Linked DNA regions of Homo sapiens: region 1 is linked to region 2. The links are chromatin loops, found by intact Hi-C in ENCODE. Cell type or tissue: PC-9. All regions are shown on one strand. Links, peaks and the distances in the headings refer to the core of each region. The heading gives the core; the rest is flanking DNA.

Region 1 (2,924 bases), core at 129-2,628, 68 kb before region 2:
GATTATATATTTAGCCAATAATCTACACTTCCATCTATCAAGTAAACTTTAAGTCCGGAAACACAAGCAGTAGTAGAAAAAAAAAATTCTGCTTTCAAAAAAAGTCACATCTGTACTCATAGGATAGTAAGTGCTAAAGCTCCATCCTGAATACTTTCACTATGCTCAAACCACAAAAACAAATAAGGCAGGTTTTTTTACATCTTTTCATCTTACATGAAAATACATTAAGAAGTATTTTAATATCAATAGTGTGGTTTCAATGGAAAAACAATAGGCTTTGCTGTCAGACATGTCTGGGTTCAAGTTCCATATTAACATTTAGAACTAGGGTACGGGCATGGTAGCTAACACTTGCAATCCCAGGACTTTGGGAGGCCAAGGCAGGAGGATTACTTGAGCCAAGGAGTTCAAAACCTGTCTGGACAACATGGTAAAACCCCGTCACTATAAAAAGTACAAAAAAATTAGCCAGGCATGGTTGGTAGTACACCGCCTGTAGTCCTAGCTACTTGGGAAGCTGAAGTGGAGAATCTCTTGTGCCCTGGAGGTTGAGGCTGCAGTGAGCTGTGATCGTGCCACTGCACTCCAGCCTGGGTGACAGAGTGAGACCATACCTCAAAAAAAAGAGTAATTTTTTAATTTTAAAAAATTACAACTAGGTAATCTTGAACAATTTCCTTACCCTTGTAAGCCTGTTTCCTCACTTATAAAATGGGAGCAAATATGCCCATTTTAAAAGTTAATGTAAGAAAATGTTTATAAACACACTGCCTGTGTTTCATAGAAATTAAAAAATTAATCATTCTGCTGTCATCTTCTTTCTCCCATAATCAGAAGTGATCAGTTAGAATCTAATACGTAAAATAACCAAAATCAAATCCCTTCTCCAAACTAAACATTCCTGGCATTTTCAAAAGCCTAGTTATCCTGCTCATACTTCTCATTCAGAGGCAGTCAGGCTGCCAACTGATCAACCTAGGTATGACTAGGGAGTAAGATTTACAGGGTATAATCCACAGAGGCAGAAACCACAAATATTTAAGATGGAACAAGTCCAAACACAACAAGTATAGAGCTCACAGGTGCTAGGGAAAGTTATGGTGGTTGTAGGGAATGGTTTACAAGAAAAACAGGAAGTTCTGTTCAGCCCAATACAATAAATTAAAGAAAACTGCAACAGGAAATAAATATACTTGTACCTAAGCTAATAAAGAATTTATGTAAAATATTTCATTTTCACACCCCTACTCACACACACAAACAACTACCTCCCAACAATAGGTGACTCAGACACTAATTAATAGTAAGGCAGAGTCTTACATGCATAAAACACACCACTCAGACCAGAAAAGTTCCACATTAGCATGTATGAAAGCCACTCTGGTTTACAAGCCTAATGTCCCTCAAAAGCCAGTATCTCTTGTAACAACTCCATAGGTATAGCTTCCAGGGTCCCTCAAGGGGCATGTTTAGTTACAAGAGTCCACATCAAGTATTTGTAGTTTGTAGTTTCTCCCAGTACAGATGCAGTTTGACAATCATAAGTTATACTTACCATAAATAATGTTGCCTAGTAACACAGTTGAAATATTTTATCACATTACCAAGGGAACAAAGAGAGGGAGTTAACCAAAGGTAAAGTTTTCATGCAAAAAGGGAAAAGATTTTGCTACCCCTTATCCACAATCACCAGTTGTCTATTACACCTTTCTTATAAGGCAATAAATGAAGGAAATTATTAATATGAAGATACTGTAAAAGTTAAAGGTTTTACACAAACTATCATTACAATATCTCCAGTTCCTTGTCTTTCTAGAAAGATAACATTTCCTGAGTTCTAATTTGATTACACTGTGATCTGAGAGACTGTTTGTTATGATTTCAGTTCTTTTGCATTTGCTGAAGAGTGTTTTACTTCCAATTATGTGGTCAATTTTAGAATAAGTGCCATGTGGCACTGAGAAGAATGTATATTCAGTTGATTTGGGGTAGAGAGTTCTGCAGACGTCTATCAGGTCCACTTGATAGAGAGCTAAGTTCAAGTCCTGAATATCCTTGTTAATTTTCTGTCTCGTTGATCTAATACTGACAGTGGGGTGTTAAAGTCTCCCATTATTATTGTGTGGGAATCTAAGTCTCTTTGTAGGTCTCTAAGAACTTGTTTTATGAATCTGGGTGCTCCTTGGGTGCATATATATTCAGAATAGTCACCTCTTCTTGTTGAACTGTTTCCTTTACCATTACGTAATGCCTTTGTCTTTTTTTATCTTTGTTGATTTAAAGTCTGTTTTATCAGAGACTAGGACTGCAACCTCTGCTTTCTTTTGCTTTCTATTTGTTTGGTAAATTTCCCTCCATCCCTTTCTTTTGAGCCTGTATGTGTTTTTGTGCGGAAGATGGGTCTCCTGAATACAGCACACAGATGAGTCTTGACCACTTAGCTAATTTGCCAGTCTGTGTCTTTTAATTGGGGCATTTGGCCCATTTACATTTAAGGTTAGTATTGCTCACTCAAAACCACACAATGTCATGGAAACTGAACAACTTGCTCCTGAATGGCTCCAGGGTAAATAATGAAATTAAGGCAGAAATCAAGAAGTGCTTTGAAACCAATGAGAACAAAGAGACAATGTACCAGAATCTCCAGGACACAGATAAAGTAGTGTTAAGAGAGGAATTTATAGCACTAAATACCCACATCAGAAAGCTAGAAAGATCTCATATCAACACCTTAACATCACAATTAAAAGAACTAGAAAGGCAAGAGCAAATGAACCCAAAAGCTAGCAGAAGACAAGAAATAAGATCAGAGAAGAATTGAAGGAGACAGAGACACACACACACAAAAAAAACACTCCAAAAAAAAATCAATGAATCTAGGGTCTGTTTTTTAAAAAAAGTAACAAAACAGACCACTAGCT
Region 2 (2,924 bases), core at 213-2,712:
GAAAAAAAAGTAAAGCCAGGTATGGTGATGCATGCCTGTAATCCCAGCTACTAGGAAGACTGAGACTGGAGGATCGCTTGAACCCAGGAGTTCAAACCTAGCCTACCACCATAGCAAGACCCTATCTCTTAAACAATAAATACAAATAATTTTTAAAAATTAAAAAGTAAATAGTAAAATTGTATGTTAAAGAGAAAAATTAATTGATGATAGCAAATTACCCTCGGGGAAAGAATTAGACAAAGAGAAGTATTCAAGGGTGTTTTGCACTTAATTTCTTTCTTTTTCCACTTAATTTCTATTGTTTGAATCTTTTACAAGAAAATATATACTCGTATGGGCCTGGCGTGGTGGCTGAAGCCTGTAATCCCAGCACTTTGGGAGGCTGAGGCAGGCAGATCACCTGAGGTCAGGAGTTCGAGACCAGCCTGACCAACATGGAGAAACCCCCATCTCTACTAAAAATACAAAATTAGCCGGGCGTGGTGGTGCATGCCTGTAATCCCAGCTAGTCGGGAGGCTGAGGCAGGAGAATTGCTTGAACCCGGGAGGCGGAGGTTGCGGTGAGCCGAGATCGCGCCATTGCACTCCAGCCTGGGCAAGAAGAGCAAAACTCCGTCTCAAAAAAAAAAAAAGAAAAGAAAAGAAAATATACACTTGTATTTATGTAATTTTTAAATGAAAAAATACATGCTTGTTGTAAAAAAGAAAAAAAAAACTTACACACCTGTGTTTCAAGTAGACAGGGAACACATTCTGCTCCCCAGTCCCGCTCAGCTCTCAGAAGGATCCATCTACCTTTAATAGTTTAGAATAGATCCTATTAAACTTTCCCTACATTATTTACAACATATATGTATGCAAGAAGATATATGTGTGTGCACATACATATATACATATTTTACTACAGAAGTGATTACATGTATATACACGTATGTTCATATACACACATGAACATAAACCTATTGTTTCCAAAATGAAATGGATATAATAGCTTAAGTTACATACAGTAGAGTAACAGGTAAACTATATCATATCAAATAAAATAAATATTATTCAGCTATTACAAACAGTGGAGATGCAGATTCAAATTTGAGTACAAGTATTGGGATGGAAATGATCTCTGCCACTTGCTTTCTAAATTCTATAATGACAATACATTGTATAGTAGCAATAAAACCTCTTTTATGGATACTAAATAGGTCTGAAAAAATAAAAAATAAAATAAAAATTTTAAAAACCTCTTTTAAAAAATAAAAATCAAACGAGAGAATGTTTTCTGAAAGAAAAATACTATAAATTGCTTAACAAATATAAGGCTTCACTATTGTTAGCACACATAAAAACAATACAATGGGCTCACATTTCATATAGTATCACTTACCAATCCCACTGTCATCTAACCGCATGTAGCCTTCCGCCAGCGAGCTGAAACCAGTTAATCCTCCCATGGCTGCATAAGGAATGTCCTGTCCCACTGGTTTTTCCTGAGCCAATCTTTCTTGCTTAGTTTCCACTACTGTGTCATGGGCATATGCAGGCTGACCACAAGCACAAGTGAAGCAGCTATGGAATCCTGAACACTTGGAACCTGAATCAAGATGTAAAGGGAGTTAAATTCTTAAAGGTACTATGTTGTCTACCCTAAAGACACTTAGCCTGGCAAAAGCCAGCTGAACCTAGATCCTCTGGCCCCTGTAACTCTTACCTCCAGCCACCGAACTCCTTCCTAGCCACTGTTCTTACTTCTAAAACATGCCGAAGTAGTAACCAGATACAACACAGAAAAAAAAAAAACTGCAAAACACAACAAGGACTAAAAGAAATTGAAGAGCCAGGTAATGCAGACCCTCTCCTCAAAAACTGAATTATAAGCAGGCATGGCGGGGAGAGCCCAGTGGCCAGGACCAGGTGAAGAGATAATGTAGAAATCTTCCTACAGATCAACTCCCCATAAAAGCCAAATTAGAAGGCCAACCTGTAGACACAGAAAGGGTGTAGTGTAATCTTGCTCAGCAATAAAAAGGAAAGAAGTATTGATATAGGCTACATGGATGAATCATGAAAACATCATGCTAAATGAAAGAAGCCAGTCACAAAAGACCACATATTCTATGATTCTATTTATATAAAATGTCCAGAATAGGCAAATCCAGAAACAGAAAGTAGATTATGGGTTGCCTAGGGCTGGGGAGAGAGAAAAGTAAGGAAGGACTCCTAGTGAATATGGAGTTTCTTTTTGGGGTGAGAAAAATGTTCTGAAATGTATTGTGCTGGTGGTTACACAACATTCATGCTGATTATATATTAAAAATCATTAAACTGCACATTTTAAATAGGTTAATTGTATGACATGTGAATTGCATCTTAGAAAAGTCGTTGTATAAAAAAATCAAGCCACATTGTAATGGAGGCCAGAATATACTATTAACAAAATCTTTACCCATTCACACCTCTGACAAACATATATGGGAACAGCTAGGCACAGTGGCTCACGCCTGGAATCCCAGCACTTTGGGAGGCCAAGGTGGGCAGATCACTTGAGGTCAGGGGTTTGAGAACAGCCTGACCAACATGGCAAAACCCCGTCTCTACTAAAAATACAAAAATTAGCCGGGCGTGGTGGCGGGCACCTATAATCTCAGCTACTTGGGAGGCTGAGGCAGGAGCATCACTTGAACCCTGGAGGCAGAGGCTGCAGTGAGCCAAGATCATACCACTGCACTCCTGGTGACAAGAGCCTGGGTGACAAGAGCAAAACTCTATTAAAAAAAAAAAAAATATATATATATATATATATATATATATATGAACCAAGGCATATAAATAAATCAGTTTTCTCCAACTACTTCCATATTCAGCCAATGAAAGATTTATTCCTGCCACTGTCATTAAAAATGTTTTATTACACACTTCACCATAAG

Evidence for each region. Hi-C counts contacts between places; a loop is a spot of excess contacts. Peaks named below come from ENCODE experiments on the same cell type or tissue, not always from the same donor. Only the 100,000 strongest peaks of a DNase experiment are listed, where the experiment ranks them.
Region 1: it touches region 2 in a loop (6-fold over the local background); 1 of 110 quality-filtered maps calls a loop at or near these places.

What each region holds. Positions count from the first base shown.
Region 1 is chr7:23,758,374-23,761,297 of GRCh38, reverse strand. All of the region lies in intron 10 of STK31 (serine/threonine kinase 31), which reads right to left. Among named protein-coding and RNA genes, the nearest start is that of STK31, 50 kb to the right of the region's middle. In PC-9, for the core only: no CTCF peak of the experiment used is centred there; a DNase peak (open chromatin) is centred at 1,087; H3K27ac peaks cover 1,121 bases.
Region 2 is chr7:23,690,057-23,692,980 of GRCh38, reverse strand. FAM221A (family with sequence similarity 221 member A) reads right to left here. Exons shown (of 7, transcript NM_199136.5): 4 at 1,385-1,591. Among named protein-coding and RNA genes, the nearest start is that of FAM221A, 11 kb to the right of the region's middle. In PC-9, for the core only: no CTCF peak of the experiment used is centred there; a DNase peak (open chromatin) is centred at 1,470; H3K27ac peaks cover 742 bases.